Regions from separate parts of the Homo sapiens genome. Here region 1 is linked to region 2. The links are chromatin loops, found by intact Hi-C in ENCODE. Cell type or tissue: HCT116. All regions are shown on one strand. Links, peaks and the distances in the headings refer to the core of each region. The heading gives the core; the rest is flanking DNA. Region 1 overlaps MYO15B (myosin XVB). Region 2 has its middle 16 kb from the start of MIR3678.

Region 1 (8,000 bases), core at 1-8,000, 180 kb after region 2:
ACCCCTGTGCGGCTCCGTGGGTGGGCGTGTGGGGCAGGGAGAGTTGGGGGGCGTCATGAGCCTCTAGGAGCTGAGGCTGGAATGTGGAGCAGGAGTTTCTGTGGAAGCTCAATATAACGTGATCCTGAATATGGGGCAACCCTCCCCCATTTTCCCAATTAGTGGTTGAGAATGAAAGGTGAGCCAGGCATGGGAGGCTGAGGCAGGAGAATCGCTTGAACCCAGGAGGCGGAGGTTGCAGTGAGCCGAGATCGTGCCACTACACTCCAGCCTGGGGACAGAGCAAGACTCCGTCTCAAAAAAAAGAAAAGAAAAGAAAAGAAAATGGGCCAGGCGCGGTGGCTCACGCCTGTAATCCCAGCACTTTGGGAGGCCAAGGTGGACAGATCTCGAGGTCAGCAGATCGAGACCATCCTGGCTAACATGGTGAAACCCGGTCTCTACTAAAAATACAAAAAATTAGCCGGGCGTGATAGTGGGCGCCTGTAGTCCCAGCTACTGGGGAGGCTGAGGCAGGAGAATGGCGTGAGCCTGGGCGACAGAGCGAGACTCCATCTCAAAAAAAAAAAAAAAAAAAGAAAATGAAAGGTGAAAAACAATGGTAAAATCATCAAATGTTATTGTAATAGTTCGTTGATCACTGTCATATTAATGCAATACATGTCTTCATGTACTATATATTGATATATAACAAGTCACATTAATATATGATATATAATGTTCATTTATTAATACTTATACGTATGTAAAGTCTTGTACTAGATAATTAAGAGAGTGTTAATTTCTAAACGATTGTTTCTCCCAGTTCACATTTCATAATGTTTTGTTAAAACTTGTCACGAGTGTCTTTGAGGTCCCAAGATCACTTTTGGAATCCCCCAGCATGGATTTCCAGGGCTCAGCAATATCACTTAGGTCTATGTTATGTGACATGTACCATTTTCTGAGTCCGAGGTGGGTGCTGAGCCTGGAATTGTTACCCCAAACCCAAGTTCTCATTTACATAATATAGGCAAGTTCCCCCATGCACTTGCTATTTTATGTTCATTAGCTCAGTAAAATAACGTCCAACTAAATTACTTTTTAGTTTTATTTTTATATTTTAAAAAATAGAGATGGGGTCTCCCTATGTTGCCCAGGCTGGTCTCAACCTCCTGGGCTCAAGCAATCCTCCCACCGTTGCCTCTCAAAGTGCTGGGATTACAGGTGTGAGCTACTGCACCTGTCCTTGAGTTACTGTGTGTGTTTGTGTATGTGTGTTTTAACTGACTCCTACTATCATTCCCAACTGAGTTACTTTTTGAAAGTGATTTTTTTTTTTTTTTGAGACAGAGTCTCGCTGTTGCCCAGGTTGGAGTGCAGTGGCGTGATCTTGGCCCACTGCAAGCTCCGCCTCGCGGGTTGACGCCATTCTACTGCCTCAGCCTTCCAAGTAGCTGGGACTACAGGCACCCGCCACCATGCTTGGCTAATTTTTTTTTCTTTTTTTTTGTATTTTTAGTAGAGACGGGGTTTCACCATGTTAGCCAGGATGGTTGATCTCCTGATCTTGTGAGCCACCCACCTCAGCCTCCCAAAGTGCTGGGATTACAGGCACAAGCCACCGCACCTGGCCTGAAAGTGATCTTTGAAAGACTTGGTTAAAAGCACATGTAGGCCGGGCGCGGTGGCTCATCTCTGTAATCCCAGAACTTTGGGAGGCTGAGGCGGGCAGATCACGAGGTCAGGAGATCGAGACCACAGTGTAAACCCTGTCTCTACTAAAAATACAAAAAATGAGTCGAGCGTGGTGGCGGGTGCCTGTAGTCCCAGCTACTCGGGAGGCTGAGGCAGGAGAATGGCATGAACCCGGGAGGTGGAGGTTGCAGTGAGCCGAGATCGTGCCACTGCACTCCAGCCTGGGTGACAGAGCAAGACTCGTCTCAAAATAATAATAATAATAATAATAATAATGAAATAAATAAATACAAGCGCATGTGATTCTGGGACTATTCTCCCAGGAATGGTTGCTAAATCTGTACTAAAGCTCCTCATCTCTATTTCTTTTTTTTTCTTTTTTCTTTTTTTTTTTTGAGACAGAGCCTTGCTCTGTCGCCCAGGCTGGAGTGCAGTGGCGTGATCTCAGCTCACTGCTGCAAACTCCGCCTCTCGGGTTCACGCCATTCTCCTGCCTCAGCCTCCCGAGTAGCTGGGACCGCAGGTGCCCGCCACCATGCCCGGCTAATTTTTTGTATTTTTTAGTAAAGACGGGGTTTCACCATGTTAGCCAGGATGGTCTCGATCTCCTGACCTCGTGATCCACCTGCTTCGGCCTCCCAAAGTGCTGGGATTACAGGCGTGAGCCACCGCGTCCGGCCTAAGAGTGATCTTTGAAAGACCTGTTTAAAAGCACATGTGATTGTGGGACCATTCTCCCAGGAATGATTGCTAAATCTGTACTAAAGTGCCCCATCCCCATTTCTTTTTTTTTTTTTGTTTAAGTACTTACTTATTTTAGAAATGGGGTCTCACTCTCTCACGCAGGCTGGAGTGCAGTGACACCATCATAGCTTACTGCAGCCTCAAGCTCCCAGTCTCAATCAGTCCTTCCACCCAGCTAATGTTACTTTTTTCTTTTCTTTTTTTTTTTTTTTGAGACGGAGTTTGGTTCTTGTTGCCCAGGCTGGAGTGCAATGGTGCGGTCTCGGCTCACTGCAACCTCCACCTCCCAGGTTCAAATGATTCTCCTGCTTCAGCTTCCTGAGTAGCTGGGATTACAGGCATGAGTCACCATGCCCAGCTAATTTTTTTGTATTTTTAGTAGAGACAGGGTTTCACTATGTTGGCCAGGCTGGTCTTGAACTCCTGACCTCAGGTGATCCACCTGCCTTGGCCTCAAAGCGCTGCGGTTACAGGCATGAGCCACTGCGCCTAGCCCCACCCAGCTAATTTTTAATTTTTTTTTTTTTTTTTGAGATGGAGTCTCGCACTGTCACCCAGGCTGTAGTGCAATGGTGCCATCGTGGCTCACTGCAACCTCCGCCTCCTGGGTTCAAGTGATTCTCCTGCCTCAGCCTCCTGAGTAGCTGAGATTACAGGCACCTGCCACCACGCCCAGCTAATTTTTTGTATTTTTAGTAGAGTTGGGATTTCACTATGTTGGCCAGGCTGGTCTCGAACTCCTGACCTTGTGATCTGCCTGTCTCGGCCTCCCAAAGTGCTGAGATTACATGCGTGAGCCACCGCGCCCAGCCCAATTTTTAAATTTTTTGTAGAGATGGGATCTCACTAGGTTGCCCAGGCTGATCTCGAACTCCTATCCTCAAACGATCCGACCACCTCGGCCTCCCAAAGCGCTTGTTTTGGGGAACAAAGCCAAACCTACCCTTATAGTCAGTGTAGGCAGTACTCGTGCTCACCGGGAGAGGGCGCCATCCAGAAGGACAGCCTGTGCAGAGGCGTGAAGGGAGCTCATGGCTCCTCTCCTAGGCCACGGACCACACCTTCCTCCAGAAGAGCCACTATCACCATGGTGACCACCCCAGCTATGCCAAGCCCCGGCTGCCCCTGCCCGTGTTCACCGTGCGACATTATGCAGGGACTGTCACCTACCAGGTACCTGGCCTCAGGGACAGACCAGGGTGAATCAGCGAGGGCAGTGTCCCCTCCCAAGCTGAGTCACCCGACAGCGGAGAGGAGTGGGTGTGGGGAGGCCCCTTGCAAGGCTTGGACACCTGTCCCTACCTGAGCCATGGGCCCTGCCCAGTTCTGAGCACGGTTTACTGAGTTCTAGGTGACAATTATGGGGTCAGGGAGTGGAAGCCTTGGGACCCTCCAGACAAGTGGGCAGAGCACAAGCATGGGACCTGATGACCTTGGCAGTTTACTTCGCCTTCTGAGCCTCCGTTTCCTCACCTGTAAAATGGGTATGGAGACCTAAGCTCTGGCGTTGCTGTGAGGGTGAGATGTAGTAACGTGGAGATGGCCTGGCAGGTGCCTGGCACATAGTAGGTGCTCACTGAATGGACTTCCCTTCCCCCTTCCGAGTTCTATGCCTACCAAGAAGCTGCACGCGTGCCTACCCCAGGAGGAGAGGAACTGGGGGTGGGGGAGCGGGGGCTGGAATAAAGGGAAGGGCAGTAGGGAGAATCAGTTCTCCCTGGAGGAGATGGCACACTTTGCTTGGAGAAGAAAAACTACAAACTACCCAGGAGTTGCCCCCAAAAAAGAAATACAAGGAGTTCAAGAAAGCTAGGAAAATGTAAATCAAAATAGATTTAATATGGAGAGACAGACAACATTCTTGTCTAGTCAACCTATTGACTAGCATAGGTTAAAGCCCCAGTGGGGAGAGTGTGGTCTTGCTGGGGACTGGACCTGTCCATGGGGTGGAATGGAAAGTCCAGTGGCAGACCCAAGGCTAGGTAAAGGGCTGGAAACACCAAGGCAGCCTTTCAGGTCACCTGGGGAGAGGGTAGATTCTTCTCCTCCATATCCAGCCTCCCCTCCTTGGTTCCTGTTCTCCTCCCTTTCTCCACTTCCCTCCCCACCTGCATGGTCTCTTGCAGGTTCACAAGTTTTTAAACAGAAACCGGGATCAGCTGGACCCTGCTGTGGTGGAGATGCTTGGCCAGAGCCAGCTCCAGGTGCCCATCTGCCCTTCCAGGCCCCCACCCGCTCCATACTCTGTCCCCCAATTCTGTCCTTTTCCCCCTGGGCGCTCTTGCCCAAGGGTTGGCCCTCAAGTCCCTGGCACCTTGGGCCATGGGCTGAGCTTGCCAGGGTCTGGATGCCGAGGGCTGGTCCATTCTGGCTCTCCCGGGCTGCAGGGTGGATGGGCACGCCCCAGCGGCCAGCTGACTCAGCCCTTCACCCCCACAGCTGGTGGGCAGCCTGTTCCAGGAGGCAGAGCCCCAGTCCAGGGGAGGGCGAGGCAGACCCACGCTGGCCTCTCGCTTCCAGCAGGCCCTGGAGGACCTCATAGCCCGGCTGGGCAGGTAAGAACAGCGCCCGCCACACCAGACCCCAGGGAGTTGTATGGGGCTCCAGTCTGTGCCCGAGTGACCCCTCTTTCCCTCATCAGGAGCCATGTCTATTTCATCCAGTGCCTCACCCCTAACCCTGGAAAGGTGAGCTCCCCAGCAACTGGCCTCAGGGCCCTCCCCCTCCCTGCACCTCCCTCCCCACAGCTCTAGGCCCCTTGACTCCAGCTGTCTTTGGCTCTGTCTTGTGGCCACAGCTTCCAGGCCTCTTTGACGTGGGACATGTGACAGAGCAACTGCACCAGGCAGCCATACTGGAGGCCGTGGGCACCCGCAGTGCCAACTTCCCCGTGCGTGTGCCCTTTGAGGCCTTCCTGGCCAGGTGGGGCCCAGCACCTCGGGGCAGGACTGACAAGGAGGCCACCGGGAGTGACTGGCAGCCCCGGGGGTCCTTCTGATTGGAGATGGACTCACTCTGCCCAGGACTGGGCCTAGCACCCAACCCTCCCTCTCTCTCCTCGTCCTCTCATCCTCTCTCTCTCTCTCTTTCTCTCTCCATCTCACTCTCTTCTACCATTCACCATCCCTCCACGCATTCGTCATTTCTTCTCCTCTCTGCAAACCTCTCCTGTGCTGATGCCTGGGCACCAGAGATGAGGTGGGAGCAGTACCTGCCCTAGGCGGGGCTCACGGTCTAGTGCCCACAGCAGCTGTCCAGGGAGTGCAGGCTGAAGCAGTGAGATGGCAGGGGGGACGGAGTGAGAAAAGAGCCTCTCAGAAGGGCAGGAGGGGCGGGGAGGGGCGGGGTGGCACATGGAGCTGCCAGGAACCCCAGAGGCAGCTCTGTTCCCAGAGTTCAGAAACCTCCAAGAAAAGCTGGTGGCATTGTCCGTTTTGTTGTTTGCCTATCTGGCCTTTGGCTATTGACTGGATGGCATCTTGGGAATCCTCTGAAGGGCTGGAGTTTACCCCAAGCACAGGGACAGAGGGAGCAGGTGGAGTCACTTCTCGTTGATGTCCAGCTGAGCTGGGCTGGTGGCTGCCTCAGAAGGGAGGGGGCAGCTACTAGGAGCAGCAGCCTCACCCCAGGGCTCTGTGGACCTCCTTAGCCTGTGATGGCCTTGGCAATGGGGATGGCCTGGTTGGGGGACTGAGCAAAAGGCAGGCAGTAGGGATGGGTGTTCCCAGCCTTGAGTCAGATCCTGAGAAGCTCCAGGGCGGGGCACGTTCTGTCTCTGCCATCTGGAAACCTACCAGCTACAGCAATTGTCACCTCCAACAAGAACCCCTGAGCCCGGAAGCTGGGTGAGAGGAACCTCCAGGTACAACTCTCCACCCAGCACAGACCAGGTCTGCTGATCTGTGCCATTCCCTGATGCACTGTGGCATCCCGTGACCACAGACTGTCACCCACATCCCCAGAACCTGCACGGTGCTTGCTTGGTACAGACTAACTACTGAGTGTCCATTAAGCCAAACTGGTACCACCATCTGGACCTGTGAAATGTCCTTCAACACTCCCCCACCCACCCCTTCCTGCCACGCCCCTCCCTCCCTTCCACGTCCCTCCCTCCCACGCCCCTCCCTCCCTTCCATGCCCCTCCCTTCCACACCCCTCCCTCCCTCCCTCCCACAAACTTGTCTTGAGACCTACTGTGTTGGGTGGCGAGGAGACGAAGGCCTTGGGAACCACATTCCTGTTGCTCCCGTGGCCCAGAACCAGCCCTCATGCCTCCTGCGCACACCATGTTCACCTGTTCTCCCCCTGAGCTCCAGCGCAGAGACCCTCCCTGCCCAAGTTCACTGCAGTGTCTCAGCCCCCAGCTGAGCGCCTGGCATAGAGCAGGCACTTTCCAAATTTTTTAATGATCTAGAAATGAAATAAATACTGAGGGGCTCAGGGTGTCGTACAGCAAGTGTGAAAGGGCTTGGGTGCAGTGGCTCACGCCTGTAATCCCAGCACTTTGGGAGGCCAAGGCAGGCAGATCACCTGAGGTCAGGAGATTGAGACCAGCTGACCAATATAGAGAAACCCCGTCTCTACTAAAAATACAAAATCAGCTGGGCGTGGTGTTGCATGCCAGTAATCCCAGCTACTCGGGAGGCTGAGGCAAGAGGATCACTTGAACCTGGGAGGTGGAGATTGTGGTGAGCTGAGATTGCACCATTGCACTCCAGCCTGGACAATGAGAATGAAACTCTGTCTCAAAAAAAAAAACCAAAAAGGCCGGGCGCAGTGGCTCACGCCTGTAATCCCAGCACTTTGGGAGGCCGAGGCGGGCAGATCACGAGGTCAGGAGATCGAGACCATCCTGGCTAACACGGTGAAACCCTGTCTCTACTAAAAATACAAAAAATTAGCCGGGTGCGGTGGCGGGCACCTGTAGTCCCAGCTACTAGGGAGGCTGAGGCAGGGGAATGGCCTGAACCCGGGAGGCGGAGCTTGCAGTGAGCCGAGATCGCGCCACTGTACTCCCGCCTGGGCAAAAGAGCGAGACTCCGTCTTAAAAAAAAAAAAAAAAGTGTAAAAGGAGGTTCTGGCTATTCTGATCTCAGCTCCATCCTTGGAGCAGCTTCCAGGCCCTGGGGTCAGAAGGGCAGGAAGACCTCTCTGACCGGGAGAAGTGTGGTGCCGTCCTGAGCCAGGTGCTGGGGGCCGAATCACCTCTCTATCACCTTGGAGCCACCAAGGTGGGTGTGTGTATCCCTGTGTGCAGAGGGCAGCATGAATGGGAAAGGAGAGGTGCATTCTGGGCCCAAAGGGACAAACCCAGGATTTGGGGATCCATCCAAGTGGTGGGAGACAGAAGGGCTGGACGGCAGGGCCAGAAGAACAAATGGTTTGGCTGGAAGGGAGGAGGCTGAGACCAGAGGAGGAGAGCAGGAGGGGCTGGCTCCTGGCTCCTGCCTACAGCCCACCCCTCTACCCACAGGTCCTGCTGCAGGAGCAGGGCTGGCAGCGGCTGGAGGAGCTCCGGGACCAGCAGCGCTCCCAGGCCCTGGTCGACCTGCACCGCAGCTTCCACACCTGCATCTCCC
Region 2 (16,999 bases), core at 8,190-16,189:
CCCAGGCAGGATTGCAGTGGCACAATCTTGCCTCACTGCAGTCTCAACCTTCCCTGGGCTCAGGTGATCCTCCCACCTAAGCCCCCGAGAATAGCTGGGACTACAGGTGTGTACCACCACACCTGGCTAATTTTTGTATTTTTTGTAGAGATGGGGTTTCCCAGGTTGGTCTTGAATTCCTGGGCTCAAGCAGTCTTCCCACCTCAGGCTCCCAAAGTGCTGGGATTACAGGAGCCACTGTGCCTGGCCTCCTGGCCCCATTTCTGTCACCTGACCTGACCCATGCCACCATCCTTCCTGGGTGGCTGCTTTAACCTGCTAACTAATCATACTGGTCCCCTCCAAGACATTATCTATATTGGAACCAGAGTGGACTTCCTAAAACACAAATAGAATGGGGGTACGGATCACAGATAAGGTCCCAAATTCCTCAGCATGCCCCATATGTCCCTCCATGGCTGGCCCCTGATGAAAACTCCAGCCTTAACTCCTTTTTTAAAAAGTTGTAAATATCTTCTACAAATGGCCTCAACTCTTAGCCTAACCTCCTTTTGAATTTTTTGTCCCCACTCTTTTGAACTATTTACAGTTTCTCGAATAGCTCCATAACTCTTTTACCTTGTGCAGGCTACTCCTTTGGGCTCAAATGCCTCCTTTCCTTGCCTTCCCAATCTTTAGCTGGCTCCTGTCTGTCCTTCACCACTTAACTCAGGAGCCACCTCCTACAGGAAGCCTTCCCAGAAGATCTGGTTCCTCCAGTGTATTCTGGTAACACTCCATCTTTGCTCTTTTCATAGCAGTATATGTTGGTATTATGGCTGAATTGTATCCTTTTCCCCAAAATCCATATGTTGAAGCCCCACCCCCAGTACCTAAGAATGTGACTGTATTTGAGGTTAGGACCTTTAAAGAGGTGACTGAATTAAAAGAAGGCTATTGAGGCCGGGCACGGTGGCTCACGCCTGTAATCCCAGCACTTTGGGAGGCTGAGGTGGGCAGATCACAAGGTCAGGAGATCGAGGCCATCCTGGCTAACCCGGTGAAACCCCGTCTCCACTAAAAATACAAAAAAATCAGCCAGGTATGGTGGCAGGCGCCTGTAGTCTCAGCTACTTGAGAGGCTGAGGCAGGAGAATCGTTTGACCCCAGAGGTGGAGGTTGCAGTAAGCTGAGATCATGCCACTGCACTCCAGTCTGGGCAACAAGACAGACTCCATCTCAAAAAAAAAAAAAAAAAAAAAGAAAAAAAAAGAAAAGGAAAAGAAAGAAAGAAAAGAAAAAGAAAGGCTGTTAGGCTGAATCCTAACCCAATCTGACTGGTGTCCACTTAAGAAGAAGAGATTGGGGCCGGGGGCGGTGGCTCAAGCCTGTAATCCCAGCACTTTGGGAGGCCGAGGTGGGCGAATCATGAGGTCAGGAGATCAAGACCATCCTGGCTAACATGGTGAAATCCCATCTCTACTAAAAAAAAATACAAAAAATTATCTGGGCACGGTGGCGGGCGCCTGTAGTTCCAGCTACTCAGGAGGCTGAGGCAGGAGAATCACTTGAACCCGGGAGGCAGAGGTTGCAGTGAGTCAAGATCGTGCCACTGCACTCCAGCTTGGGCAACAGAGCAAGACTGTCTTGAAAAAAAAAAAAAAGAGGAAGAAGGAGAAGAAGGAGAAGAAGAAGAAACCAAACCTGCGAACATCTTCATCTTGGACTTGATTTTAAAGATTTTAAAACGCTCAAAATTGTGAATTTTGTTATGGCAGCCCTAGGAAACTACCATCTACTCACTTGCCCCTCTCCCCTTTAGACTATGAGCTCCTCAAGCACAGGGACCATGTCTTGTTTTTCTTGGCTCGCCACATCTAGCCTAACGCCTGGCAAGAGCACACTCCAATAAAAACCAAATGACTGGATGGCTTAGGCATGGCAGGAGGACAGAAGGAACCATGAAGAAAAGTAAACGGGCCAGGTGTGGCGATTACGCCTTTAAGCCCAGCACTTTGGGAGGCTGGGGTGAGTGGATCACTTGAGCCTTGGAGTTTTGAGACCAGCCTGGGCAATACAGCAAGACCTCGTCTCTACAAAAAATACAAAAATGAGCCAGGTGTGGTGTTGCGTGTCTGTAGTACCAGCTACTCGGGGGGTTGAGGTGGGAGAATTGCCTGAGTCTGGGAGGTTGGGGATAAGTGAGCCATGATCGCACCACTACACTATAGCCTGGGTAACAAAGTGAGACTCTGGCTGAAAGAAAGAAGGGGCCGGGCACGGTGGCTCACGCCTATAATCCCAGCACTTTAGGAGACCGAGGCAGGTGGATCACCTGAGATCAGGAGTTGGAGACCAGCCTGACCGACATGATGAAACCCCATCCCTACTAAAAATACAAAAATTATCCAGGGGTGGTGGCACATGGCTGTAATCCCAGCTACTGGGGAGGCTGAGGCAGGAGAATTTCTTGAACCCCGGAGGCAGAGGTTTCAGTGAGCCGAGATCGCACCACTGCACTCCAGCATGGGCAAAAAGAGCGAGACTCCATCTCAAAAAAAAAAAAAAAAAAAGGAAGGAAGGAAGAAAGCAGGAAGGGAAGGAAGGAAAGAAAGAAAGAAAGGTGAGAGAGAGACAGAGGAGATGAAAATGGTTCAAAGGGGGCCAGGCATGGTGGCTCACGCCTGTAATCCCAGCACTTTGGGAGGCCAAGGTGGGAGGATGACCTGAAGTCAGAAGTTTGTGACCAGCCGGCCAACATGATAAAACCCTGTCTCTACTAAAATTACAAAAAAAATTAGCCAGGCATAGTGGTACATGCCTATAATCCCAGCTACTCAGGAGGCTGAGGCAGGAGAATCACTTGAACCCAGCAGGCGGAGGTTGCAGCAGTGAGCCAAGATCGCGCCACTGCACTCCAGCCTGGGCGGTAGAGGGAGACTCTACCTCAAAATAAATAAATTAATTAAATAAAATAAAGAAAAAAAGAGGCCAGGCATGGTGGCTCTCACCTGTAATTCCAGCAGTTTGGGAGGCCCAGGTGGGCGGATTGCCTGAGGTTGGGAGTTCAAGATCAGCCTGGCCAGCGTGGTGAAACCCTGTCTCTACTACAAATAAAATAATTAGCCCAGCGTGGTGGCAGGTGCCTGTAATCCCAGCTACTCAGGAAGCTGAGGCAGGAGAATTGCTTGAACCCGGGAGTCAGAGGTTGCAGTGAGCTGAGATCGTGCCATTACACTCCATCCTGGGCAACAGAAGGAGACTCTGTCTCAAAATAGAAAAAAAAAAAACTTCAGATAAGCAAATGGACTCTGGTCCTGACAGCTCCCTGTAGCGATGCCAGGGTCAGTTCAGAGGAGCCTGGCCTTTCTCCTTTCCTTGTGTTTCAGTTTCCACATCTCTTTTTCCTTAGCACACACTCTGCCCGTTAAGGAGATGAAGTCAGTTCCATTTTGGCCATGAGCTAAAATGCAAGTGATGCATCCAAAGGGTGGAAATTTCCTCTGTGTTCCTACGCCTACAAGAAAGAAGCATTAGCAACTTTAGCAACTTAATACTAGGAAGTCTCTCCAACGTTGGTTTTTATAAAATTAAAAATATTTCAGGCCAGAAGCGGTGGCTCACGCCTGTAATCCCAGCAATTTGGGAGGCTGAAGTGGGAGGATTGCTTGAGGCCAAGAGTTCCAGACCAACCTAGGCAACCTAGCAAGGCCCTTGTCTCTACAAAAATTCAAAAAAATTAGCCGGGTATGGTGGCATGCACCTGTGGTCCCAGCTACTCAGGAGACTGAGGTGGGAGTATTGCTTAAGCCTGGGAGGTTAAGGCTGCAGTGAACTGTGATCATGGCACTGCCTGGGTGACAGATCAAGACCCTGTCTCAAAAATAAATAAATAAATAAATAAATAAAAATTTCAGTAGCCATGCATGGTGGCACATGCCTGTAGTCCCAGCTACTCAGGAGGCTGAAGTGGGAGGATCACTTGAGTCCAGGAGTTCAAGGCTGCAGTGTGCTATGATCATGCCTGTGAACAACCATTGCACTCCAGCCTGGGTAACATAACAAGACTCCATCTCTACACCAAGTTTAAAAACTAATGCAAAATAAAAATATTTCACTGACAAAGTTTGTATATATTCAAGGTGTACATTGTGATGATCTATGTATAAGTCGTGTAATGATTATCACAAATTAACACATTCACCACCACCTACGCTGTACATTAGATCCCCAGAACTTGTTTATTTTAAAATAGCAAAATATTATCCCTATGAGATTCTCCCTTTTCTTCTCCTTAACATCTCCCGCTAAAAAAAAAAATTCAGGCCAGGCGTGGTGGCTCACACCTGTAATCCCAGCACTTTGGGAGGTGGAGGCAGGCAGACCACCTGAGGTCAGGAGTTTGAGACCAGGCTGACCAACATAGAGAAACTCTGTCTCTACTAAAAATACAAAATTAGCCGGGCATGGTGGCGCATGCCTGTAATCCCAGCTACTTGGGAGGCTGAGGCAGGAGAATCAGTTGAACCTGGGAGGCGGAGGTTGCAGTGAGCTGAGATCATGCCATTGCACTCCAGCCTGGGTGACAGAGCAAGACTCCATCTCCGAAAAAAAAACGAAAGCATGGGAGAAAGAGGAACAATGAGCAGCGAGGATAAGCTATTCTTTTTCAGAGTTTTGCTATAAAACAGAGCAGAGCAAAGAGTGGGAGTTGGAGGGCTAAGGAAGGGATTTTAAATATGGGGCCAACTACAGCATGTTTTGTGTGCCGAAGGGAATATCTAGAAGAGGAGAAACTCAGCTATGAGAGAGAGGAGAGAATTGAGGAACAAAATGTTTGCACTTCCTACATTTCCATGGACAAGAAGTAGCATCTCAGGCCAGGCACTGGGGCTCATGCCTGTAATCTCAGCACTTTGGGAGTCTGAGGCGGAAGGATGGCTTGAGCCCAGGAGTTCAAGACCAGCCTGGGCAACATTGTGAGACCCCATCTCTATAAAATGTAAAAAAAAAATTAGCCAGCCATGGTGGCATGCACCTGTGGTCCCAGTTACTTGGGAGGCTGAGGTGGGAGGATTGCTTGAGCCCAGGAGTTTGAGGCTGCAGTGAGCTGACATCATGCCACTATACTCCAGCTTGGGCAACAGAATGAGACCCTGTCTCAAAAAAGAAAAAAAAAAAGGAAGCATTTCTGAGAACAGAGCTAGGTTGGTGGGTAGCAGTGGTGGCAGGAAGATGTAATCTTTCTAGATATTTCTGTTCTGACGGCTTCCATTCTCTCAGCTGAATTAATGAGAACACCTGTGGTGGGGATGGCAAAGCCTGGAGGAGGTGTGAAAAGACCAGGAGGCTTGAAACTATCCTTTTGGACAGTGGGGGAGCAATAGATTCAGGAGACATTGCAGGCAGTGCTAAGGTCCAACTCAGACTTATGGTTGTAAATTTCTTTTTTTTTTTCCGAGACGGAGGCTTGCTCTGTTGCCCAGGCTGGAGTGCAGTGGCACAATCTTGGCTCACTGCAAGCTCCGCCTCCTGGGTTCATGCCATTCTCCTGCCTCAGCCTCCCGAGTAGCTGGGACTACAGGCGCCCGCCACCACGCCCGGCTAATTTTTGTATTTTTAGTAGAGACGGGGTTTCACCTTGTTAGCCAGGATGGTCTTGATCTCCTGACCTCGTGATCCACCCGCCTCGGCCTCCCAAAGTTCTGGGATTACAGGCGTGAGCCACTGCGCCTGGCCTCGGTGGTTGTAAATTTCAAAAGGCTGCTCAGCCTAGTTGAGTGTGGTTTTTTTATTTTTTTAAGACGGAGTCTTGCTCTGTCGCCCAGACTGGAGTGCAGTGGTGCAATCTCGGTTCATTGCAAGCTCTGCCTCCCATGTTTACGCCATTCTCCTGCCTCAGCCTCCCAACATGCTGGGATTACACGCATGAGCCACTGCGCCCGGCCAGTTGAGTGTGTTTTTAACCTAGTTGGTTTTTTTTTTTTTTTTCTGTTTTATTTTACCTGATGTCTACAACAACAACTAGTTGTGTATGTGTTTTTTTTTTGTAGTTTTTTTGTTTTGTTTTGTTTTGATTTTTTGAGACGAGGTCTTGCTCTGTTGCCCAGGCTGGAGTGCAGGGGCATGATCTCAGCTCACTGCAACCTCTGCCTCCTGGGTTCAAGCAATTCTCCTGCCTCAGCCTCCTGAGTAGATGCGATTACAGACGCCTGCCACCACGCCAGGCTAATTTTTGTATTTCTAGTAGAGACAGGGTTTCGCCATGTTGGCCAGGCTGGTCTCGAATTCCTGACCTCAGGTCACCCTCCCACCTCGGGCTCCCAAAGTGTTGGGATTACAGGCATGAGCCACTGTGCCTGACCTAGTTGTATTCTCCTTTTTTATTTTATTTTATTTATTTTTATTTTTTTGGTAGGAGGGAGATGCAGTCTCACCCTGTTGCCAGGCTGGAGTGCAGTAGCACTATCTCAGTTCACTGCAACCTCTGCCTCCCGGGTTCAAGCAATTCTCCTGCCTTAGCCTCCCGAGTAGCTGGGACTACAGGCACATGCCACCACGCCCGGCTAAATTTTTTTTTGTATTTTAGTAGGGACAGGGTTTTACCACGTTGCCCAGGCTGGTCTCGAACTCCTGAGCTCAGGCAATCCCCCCCGCCTTGGCCTCCCAAAGTGCTGAGATTACAAGCATGAGCCACCACGCCCGGCCTTTGTTCTTAACCAGTCAAATTCAGTGGCCTGGTTGCAGACACGGAGCAGGCATAGATTCTGGTTTAACCAGGTTAGGGTTTTGCCAACTTGATATCACCCGAGGAGAGAGGGCTCAGAGTGTTGAGGATGTGTGTGCAAGGCAGCAGGTACAGCGCTGGAGCATGAAACCCAAGCCCAATGAAAAACAGAAAGGGAGGATTTGGGCACGTTTAATGGCTATGGAGTTTCAATGTGAGATGATGAAAAAGTTCTGGAGATGGACAATGGTGATGGTTGCATAATGATGTGAAGTTAACTGACATTAAATTAATGTCAGTTAATTGTATACTTAAAAAGGTTAAAATGGCAAATTTTATGTACATTATACCATAATAAGTTTTTCAAATATTAAAATTGGTTAGGCACAGTGATTCGTGCCTGTAATCTCAGCACTTTGGGAGGCCAAGGTGGGCAGATCACTTCAGCCCAGGAGTTTGAGACCAGCCTGGCCAATGTAGTGAAACCCCATCTCTACTAAAAATACAAAAAATATCCAGGCATGGTGGCGCATGCCTGTAATCCCAGCTACTCAGGAGGCTGAGGCAGGAGAATCTCCTGAACCCAGGAGGCAGCGTTTGCAGTGAGTGGAGATCGTGTCACTGCACTCGGCCTGGGTGACACAGCAAGGCTCTGTCTCAAAAAAATCCCAAAAATAGGCCGGGTGTGGTGGCTCAAGACTGTAATCCCAGCACTTTGGGAGGCCGAGGCGGGTGGATCACAAGGTCAGGAGATCGAGACCATCCTGGCTAACACGGTGAAACCTCATCTCTACTAAAAATACAAAAAATTAGCCGGGCATGGTGGCGGGCACCTGTAGTCCCAACTGCTAGGGGTGCTAAGGCAGGAGAATGGCGTGAACCTGGGAGGCGGAGCTTGCAGTGAGATGAGATTGCGCCACTGCACTCCAGCCTGGGTGACAGAGCAAGACTCTGTCTCAAAAAAAAAAAAAATCCCAAAAATATTAAAATTAAAAAAAATTTGTTTTTGATGGCCAGGTGCAGTGGCTAACGCCTGTAATCTCAGCACTTTGGGAGGCCAAAGCAGGTGGATCACCTGAGGTTAAGAGTTCAAGACCAGCTTGGCCAACATGATGAAACCCTGTCTCTACTAAAAATACAAAAAATTAGCTGGGCATGGTGGCGGGTGACATAATCCCAGCTACTTGGGAGGCTGAGGCAGGAGAATCGCTTGAATGAAGGAGGTGGAGGTTGCAGTGAGCCGAGATTGCATCACTGCACTCCAGCCTGGGCAACAAGAGCAAAACTCTGTCTCAAAAACAAAACCAAAAAAAACCCCAAGAATTGTTTTTGAGACAGGGCCTCATTCTATTGCATGTGCTGGAGTTTAGTGCTACAATCATGGCTCACTGCAGCCTGGAACTCCTGGGCTCAGGCGATCCTCCCATTTTAGGCTTCTAAGTAGCTGGGACTACAGGGTCACGCCATCGTGGTTTGCTCATCATTTTGTATTTTTTGTAGAAATGAGGTTTTGCCATATTGCCCAGGCTGGTCTTGAACTCCTGAGCTCAAGCCATACACCCGCCTTGGCCTCCCAAAGTGCTGGGATTCCAGGTGTGAGGCACCACGACCAGCCAATATTAAAATTTAAAAAAATATTGATATCTGGCCCCATCTCAGATAAATCAGAATCTCTGGGGTTGGAGCCTAAACATCAGTATTTTATTTTTTATTTTTGGAGACAATGTCTCACTCTGTAGCCCAAGCTGGAGTGCAGTGGTGTAATCATAGCTCACTGAAGCCTCGAACTCCTGGGCTCAAATGATCCTCCCACCTTAACCTCCCGAGTAGCTAGGACTACAAGAATGCACCATCACACCCAACTAATTCATTTTTTTTTTATTTTTAGAAACAGGGTCTTACTATGTCGCTCAGGCTGGTCTTGCAATCCTCCCATCTCAGCTTCCTGTGTAGCTGGAATTACAGGCATGAGCTACCACACCCTCAACATCAGTATTTTAATAGACTATGGAATTGCTGAATTAGTACATTTTCTTTCACTCATTCATTCAACAAACACATACTGAATGTGCATTATGAGCCAGGCACACCACCAGGCACTAGGGATGCATGAGTGAATTAAAAAGGACAGGGTTGGGCCAGGGCGCAGTGACTCACGCCTGTAATCTCAGCACTTTGGGAGGCCGAGGCGGGTGGATCCCTTGAGCTCAAGAGTTTGGGACCAGCCTGGGCAACATGGTGAAACCCCATCTCTACTAAAATTACAAAAATTAGCCAAGTATGGTGGTGCGTACCTGTAGTTGCAGCTACTCAGGAGGCCAAGGTAGGAGGACTGCCTGAGCCCTGGAAGTCAAGGCTGCAGTGAGCCAAAATTGTACCACTGCACTCCAGCCTGGGCAACAGAGTAAGACCCTGTCTAATAAATAAATAAATAAAAGGACAGGGTTCCTGCCCTCTTGGAGCTTACAATCACATGAGGAAAGGTGAGCAACAAGCAACAAGCCAGTAAACAAATATGATTTAATTACGATTTTTTTTTGAGATGGAGTCTTGCTGTGTGGCCCAGGCTGCAGTGCAATGGCACAATCTCAGCTCACTGCAACCTCCGCCTCCTGGGTTCAAGTGATTCTCCTGCCTCAGCCTCCTGAGTAGCTGGGACTACAGGCACCCGTCACCATACCCAGCTAATTTTTGTATTTTTAGTACAGACGGGGGTCTCACCAGCTTGGCCAGGCTGGTCTCGAACTCCTGACTTCAGGTGATCCACCCACCACGGCCTCCCAAAGTGCTGGGATTACAAGGGTGAGCCACCGCGCTTGGCCTAATTACAAATTTAGAAGCCTGTTTCAACTATCTAAGTGGACTTGAACCAAGAAGGGGGATTAGAGATCCACCTTGATCTCCGTTGGAGGCATTGGAGATGCCGTGGGATGGGTGGACTTGAGATATTACTGTAGGGAGAAAACACAGGTGGCAGGGTTGGAAATGAGAGGTGAGTGAGAGTGAGAAGCAGGACGACATCCAGGTTTACAGCTTGAGCACTAGAGGACCAACCCGAGAGACACAGTGAAATAAGAACAGGATTTAATGTAGGAGAGACGGTTCCAGTGCCAACCAGCCGGTTCCCAGTGCTGAGTGAGGAATCTGTGACATGTCTTGTCACTTGTTTGTGACTTAATTTCTTCATCTGGAAAAGTGTTGATAATAATATATCTCAAAACAGGCCGGGCACGGTGTCTCATGCTTGTAATCCCAGCACTTTGGGAGGCTGAGGAGGGTGGATCACTTGAGGTCAGGAGTTTGACACCAGCCTGGCCAACATGGTGCCAACATGGTGCAACCCCGTCTCTACTACAAATACAAAAAAATTAGCCAGGCGTGGTGGTCGGCGCCTGTAATTTCAGCTACTTGGGAGGTTGAGGCAGGAGAATCCCTTGAACCTAGGAGGCGGAGGTTGCAGTGGGCTGAGATCATGCCAATGCACTCCAGCCTAGGCAACAGAGTGAGACTTCATCTCAAAATAGTAATAATAATAATATATCTCAAAACAGAGTTGACATGAAAATGAAACAAAATAAGACAATGCGTATTGGCTGGGTGTGGTGGCTCACACCTGTAATCCCAGCACTTTGGGAGGTCAAAGCAGGAGGATCTCTTGAGCCCAGAAATTTGACACCAGTCTGGGCAACACAATGAGATCCCGTTTCTCTTAAAAAAAAAAAAAAAAGATTATTTCTTTTTCTTTTCCTTTTTTTTTTTTTTTTGGAGACGGAGTCTCGCCCTGTCTCCCAGGCTGGAGTGCAATGGTGCAATCTTGGCTCACTGCGAGCTCCGCCTCCCAGGTTCACGCCATTCTCCTGCCTCAGCCTCCTGAGTAGCTGGGACTACAGGCGCCCGCCAAAACGCCTGGCTAATTTTTTTGTATTTTTAGTAGAGACGGGGTTTCACCATGTTAGCCAGGATGGTCTCGATCTCCTGACCTCGTGATCCGCCCGCCTCGGCCTCCCAAAGTGCTGGGAATATAGGCGTGAGCCACAGCACCCGGCCAAGTGTTGTAAAATGTTTCTTAATTGACTGGGCGTGGTGGCTCACACCTGTAATCCCAGCACTTTGGGAGGCTGAAACCTGCAGATCATCTGAGTTTGGGAGTTCAAGACCAGCTTGACCAATATGGAGAAACCCCGTCTCAACTAAAAATACAAAATTAGCCAGGCATGGTGGCACACGCCTGTAATCCCAGCTACTTGGGAGGCTGAGGCAGGAGAGTCAGTTGAAGCCGGGAGGTGGAGGTTGCGGTGAGCTGAGATTGCACCATTGCACCCCAGCCTGGGCAACAAGAGCGAAACTCCATCTCAAAAAAAAAATTTTTTTTTCTTAATTTTTACCTTTTAGACATTCTCCTCTCAATTTTCCCTTTCTTCGTCTTAACAATTCCACTTGGATCCACCGTTGTCATAGTTATTAAAAGCTTCTCAGACTGTATCTTTTAGCTGTTCTCTCCTGAGCATACCTGTATTGCCAGTCACCCAATGATCTCAAAACGCTTTGTAGATTACGACCATTATTTATTTTATTCTTCTTATTTTTTTTTTGAGACAGGGTCTCCCTCTGTCACCTGCCTTACCCTCCTTAGTAGCTGGGACTACAGGTGGGCACCACCACACCACACCCTGCTAATTTTTGTATTTTTAGTAGAGACTGGGTTTCTCCATGTTGCCCAGACTGGTCTTGAACTCCTGGGCTCAAGGGATCTGCCCACCTTGGCTTCCCAAAGTGTTGAGATTACAGGTGTGAGCCACTGTGCCCAGTGCCTTAAAGCTTTATAGAAAAAATAATGGCAGGCCGGGCACAGTGGCTCACACCTGTAATCCCAGCACTTTGGGAGGCCAAGGCAGGCAGGTCACCTGAGGTCAGGAGTTCGAGACCAGCCTCGCCAATGTGGAGAAACCCCGTCTCTACTAAAAATACAAAATTAGCCGGGTGTGGTGGCACATGCCTGTAATCCCAGCTACTCGGGAGGCTGAAGCAGGAGAATCACTTGAACCCGGGATGCGGAGGTTGCGGTAAGCCGAGATGGCGCCACTGCACTCCAGCCTGGGCAACAAGAATGAAACTCTGTCTCACAAAAAAAGAAAAGAAAAGAAAAGAAAAAATAATGGTCCGGAGCGGTGGCTCACACCTGTAATCCTAGCACTTTGGGAGGCCGAAGTGGGCAGATCACAAGATCAGGAGTTCGAGATCAGCCTGATCAACATGGTAAAACCCCGTCTCTACTAAAAATACAAAAATTAGCTGGATATGGTGGCAGGCCCCTGTAATCCCTGCTACTCGGGAGGCTGAGGCAGGAGAATCACTTGAACCTGGGAGGAGGAGCTGCAGTGAGCCGAGATCGCACCACTGCACTCCAGCCTGGGCAACGCAGTGAGACTCCGTCTTAAAAAAAAAGAAAGAAAGAAAGAAAAAAAATGTCTTAGGGCCCCTTTACAGAGAAAACATGCCACTCCAGCCTGTAGCTAAGCAGGTGTACCCCTGGTGGACAAGTGACTTACCCAGGACGATCACTGCCGAGGCCAGGATTTGGGAACATTCAAATGTAACTCGGTGGTTTCACATTTTACATGAAAGCATACTTCACGGTTTTAATTAGCAAGTGGAATAACTTCTACTTGCTCATGTTGTCAGCCCTACGTGTTGCCATCAACCACAGGGTAATTAGTGAGGGAAAGGATCAAGCGGCTTCTGTTGTGACAAAGAGTGCAGCATTTGTAGGTGATCCTTACCTAGGCTGGAAAATCGGGTACTTCCCTTGGTTGCCATTAGATGTCACTCGAGACAGGCAGGCATTTCCTCAGAGGTGGTTGTAGAACTAACTAACTGTAAAGGAATGCAGTCCTTTGGCTCCAAAAATGGATTCGACCTTGCTGCCCGGACTCGCCGCACTAGAAGTGCCAGGAAACGTTGTTTGATGGAGCGTGGAGGAAATATCCTGTTGCACCATATGTAATGGAAACCCTATTTCCCTGGAACCAAAACAGAATTCACGACCCAACAAGACTGCTCTCTCCCTCCCCCGCCAACCCCTAAATCTTTGTTAACCACAAGTTTCTTTTCTTTCTTTTTTTTTTGAGACCGAGTCTCGCTCTGTCACCCAGGCTGGAGTGCAGTGGCGCGATCTTGGCTCACCGTAAGCTCCGCCTCCTGGGTTCAAGCCATTCTCCTGCCTCAGCCTCCCGAGTAGCTGGGATTACAGGCGCCCACCACCACGCCCGGCTAATTTTTTTGTATTTTTAGTAGAGACGGGGTTTCACCGTTGTAGCCAGGATGGTCTTGATCTCCTGACCTCGTGATCCGCCGGCCTTGGCCTCCCAAAGTGCTGGGATTACATGCGTGAGCCACTGCGCCCGGCCAACCACAAGTTTCAATTCTTTGTGGTTACAAAAGAACAGAAATAATGTTTTCCCATTTACTTAATAAACTCAGAAGCTGCATTTTCTCTGCCTTCTATGAAACATATCTTCCCTTTCTACTAGACTCTTTTTTGGTTTTATGGCTCAAGGGCAGAAAGTTGTGGAATTTATTCTCTTTTCACTTCTAAAACATTTTCAGACTTAGATTGCTCAGTGGCAAAGTCTGATGTCTTCCTCTCTGGTTAGGATCCTGAATGTATGGACATTTTGTCTTAGGAGCAAAAATGAAATAATGCACACAGTGTGTTTAGCTCAGAGTCTAACCCTCAGCAAGCTCTTAAATGTAAGCTACAGCTGGGCACAGTGGCTCATGCCTGTAATCCCAGCACTTTGGGAGGAGGCCGAGGTGGGCGGATCACTTGAGGGCAGGAGTTCGAGACCAGCCTGGCCAACATGATGAAACCCTGTCTCTACTAAAAATACAAAAATTAGCCATGCGTGGTGGCAGGCACCTGTAATCCCAGCTACTTGGGAGGCTGAGGCAGGAGAATTGCTTGAACCCGGAAGGTGGAGATTGCAGTGAGCCGAGATTGCACCGTTGCACTACAGCCTGGGCAACAGAGCGAGACTCAGTCTCAAATGAAAAAAAAGTAAGCTACTACTACTACTGCTATTATTATTGTATGTCTGGATCATGACAGTAAGATAATTGCCAGTTAGAACCTAGAGGAACAAGATTGGTTGCAAGGATGCAAGCCTGCCCCAAGCCCCCACCCCCAAGGCATCTGGGCACCCTGAACCAGGCTGTCACCGGGAACAACCCCCTCTCCGAGCAATCTGACCACAGGAGAAGGTGAAGTAACGTGGCATAATGAAAACCAATAGTTTTGGTGGTAACAGACACTGTTTACTGGCTGTGTTTTATATGACAATACAGCTAAGGGTTTTTTTTTTTTTTTTTTTTTTTGAGATGGAGTCTCGCTGTGTCGCCCAGGCTGGAGTGCAATGGCGCAATCTCAGCTCACTGCAAGCTCCGCCTCCCAGGTTCACGCCATTCTCCTGCCTCAGCCTCCCGAATAGCTGGGACTACAGGCACCTGCCACCACGCCCGGCTAATTTTTTGTATTTTTAGTAGAGACGGGGTTTCACCGTGTTAGCCAGGATGGTCTTCATCTCCTGAGCTCGTCATCCACCCGCCTCGGCCTCCCAAAGTGCTGGGATTTACAGGCGTGAGCCACCGTGCCCGGCCTGGGTTTTAATTGGCAACTAGAATGTCCACTCTATTAAGCCTGTCTTTAACCCTTCTTATTACAAGCAATTAAATTAGGAGGAGAACTAACTCGTACAGAATACTGACTATGTTTTCGGGCCCTGTGCTGGACACTTGGCATAATTTCTCAACTAACTTCTGCAAACCTCAGAGTCCTCATCTATAATAATGTAAGGTGTGTGAGAAATAATTGATAATGTCCATTTTCCTGCTTTCTAGAGGCTTGTTTCATTTGCAAACAGGATAGGAGTGCTTGCATATCAATTCTAATGCTTCTGCTTTTCCAATCCTTTCTCTTTTTTGGCCTAGCTGAGTGTTTTATGAGACTTCACTCAGTCACAAAGCCCCCGGAAGTTTACCAATACTGCCTCTGTTCTGAGCTCCAAAGAAATCAAGCAACTTGCTTCCAAGTTCTGCTGGCAGCTTCTCTGGGGCTAACAATCAACCCGTTCCTGAATCTTTGGCCCTGCTCAAGAAATCAAATCTCCATCCTCTCCCAAATTAACATGAGCATTTGGTCTTTAGGAAAATTAAATCTCTATAAGTATCCTGAGCTAAGATCAATATAAATACCAGAACTGCCTAGCAACCAGAACGGATTACTCATTCTCTCTGATATTTAGCTGTGTCAGATGGGGAAAACCTTTTGCTTTATATAGCTGCGCTTACGTACACCCAGGCTGAAGATGAATCAGGGAAGCCGCTCCAAATGCAAGGGAAGTGAAAATAGAGTGAAAGACAGGAGGGATCCTTCCTGATATTCTGTGCAGAGAAAATTCTTCACCAGATTCCGTCCTGGTTTGGAGGCCATGAAAGGAGGGGCCTGAACCACAGGCCTCCGTGTAACTGAGGAGTTAGAAATTGAACACAAATAGAGGCCGGGCACAGTGGCTCACGCCTGTAATCCCAGCACTTTTGGAGGCTGAGGTGGGCGGATCACTTGAGGCCAGGAGTTTGAGATCAGCCTGGCCAACATGGCGAAACCCTGTATCTACTAAAAATACGAAAATTAGCCAGGTGTGGTGGTGCGCGTGTGTAATCCCAGCTACTTGGGAGGCTGAGGCATGAGAATTGCTTGGACCCGGGAGGCGGAGTTTGCAGTGAGCTGAGACCATGCCACTGCACTCCAGCCTGGGTGACACAGTGAGACTCCGTCTCAAAAAAAAAAAAAAAAAAAAAAAGAAAGAAAGAAAGAAATTAAACACAAATAGAAGATGAAAGAATTTGAACGTGCTTTCATTTAGTTTTAAAGGGACAAAGGCTTAGTGAACATCTTAAAGTACAAACTGTGATGAAAGACAACCACTGTTGCTTTCCCTATTTATTGGAAACCAGACAAATTCTAGCTTAGCAAATTCAGGTTAGATCAAGTGGGACCTTTTTGACGTGAGTTAAATACTGGAATGTGTTACTGAGGCTGCAGAATATCTTTCAGTTGCGGTGATTAGGTACCTGTTTTTTTGGCATAAGGTCGGAGGCAAGGCAGTGAACTCTCTAAGCTCTCTAAATATATTTAATATATTATATCTAAGCTCTGTAAATCTATAATAATACATAGTGGCCAGATGTGGTGGCTCATGCCTGTAATCCCAGCACTTTGGGAGGCTGAGGTAGGAGGATCGCTTGAGCCCAGGAGTTTGAGACCAGCCTGGGCAACATGGCGAAACCCTGTCTCTACAAAAAGTAGAAAAATTAGCCAGGCATGGTGGTGCCTGTGGTCCTAGCTACTTGGGAGGCTAAAGTAGGAGGATCATTTGAGCCCGGGAGGCGGAGGTTTCAGCGAGCCGAGATCATGTCACTGGACTCCAGCCTGGGTGACAAAGTGAGACCCTGTCTCGAAAAATAAATAAATAAATAAACATAGTTACCCTATTAACAGTGTGGCACAAATAGCCCTGTTTATCCAATAAACAGGTGTGCCTAGGACTTCAACAAGTTTAAATTTGTCAAGTCGATCATAGATAAATATAAGATCTGTACATTTTACAGAACAGAAGCTGGACTCCAGCAGCCAGGGGGAGAATGCAGGAAGGAATCCTTGCTCTTTTCACATAGCCTCTGATCATTGTCTCTTCCACACTGTCCTTGGGACTCTCTAGCAGCTGAAGGCAAAGCTATGTGACCCCAAGTATGTCTGTCCAGGAGGGAAGAAAAGCATCTAAACCCTAGGGGAATGTCGGCAATGTGGGCTTGGCAAATGGGGAATGCCGGGAATGAGACCACAGTCCACGGTTCAGATAGCCCAGTGTGGCTCGCCCCGCCCTGATATCCTTCATGAAAATGAAGCGAGGCGGCTCCTGGAGAGGGGCTCTCTGCTTTGGAAGCTGTAAATTCTGCTTCTGAATCATATTGCTTTTCTGAGCCCATGTGTCTTAATATAGCTAGAAAGATTTCATCCAGTCTGGCTCAGGCTGCAGAGAACTAAATATGTTGTCAAAATACTCCCTAAACTCAGGGTCCAACAAGACCACACAGGCAGCTGTCTTTATTATCACACTGTTCTGCCTAATACTTAGCAAAATATTTGTGAGAATGCTCCCATCGCGGTGCTCTTCAACATGAATTTCCCTTGGAGGTAGTTTTTTAAGTTAAAGAGAATTTCTGGGAGGATACTCA

The links. A loop is a pair of places that touch in the nucleus more often than their neighbours do. Peaks named below come from ENCODE experiments on the same cell type or tissue, not always from the same donor. Only the 100,000 strongest peaks of a DNase experiment are listed, where the experiment ranks them.
Region 1: a loop joins it to region 2, with 4 times the contacts of the local background. A loop is called at or near these places in 12 of 110 quality-filtered maps.

The regions. Positions count from the first base shown.
Region 1 is chr17:75,597,970-75,605,969 of GRCh38, forward strand. MYO15B (myosin XVB) reads left to right here. Exons shown (of 64, transcript NM_001395058.1): 15 at 3,469-3,594; 16 at 4,548-4,625; 17 at 4,861-4,976; 18 at 5,063-5,108; 19 at 5,219-5,343; 20 at 7,535-7,652; 21 at 7,895-8,000. Among named protein-coding and RNA genes, the nearest start is that of MYO15B, 14 kb to the left of the region's middle. In HCT116, for the core only: a CTCF peak has its summit at 3,389 (motif pointing right); DNase peaks (open chromatin) are centred at 2,892, 3,472 and 6,189; H3K4me3 peaks cover 1,564 bases; H3K27ac peaks cover 1,451 bases.
Region 2 is chr17:75,413,963-75,430,961 of GRCh38, forward strand. No RefSeq gene overlaps it. Among named protein-coding and RNA genes, the nearest start is that of MIR3678, 16 kb to the left of the region's middle. RefSeq lists an enhancer at 12,783-12,842. In HCT116, for the core only: a CTCF peak has its summit at 12,531 (motif pointing right); DNase peaks (open chromatin) are centred at 12,539 and 15,047; H3K4me3 peaks cover 944 bases; H3K27ac peaks cover 2,361 bases.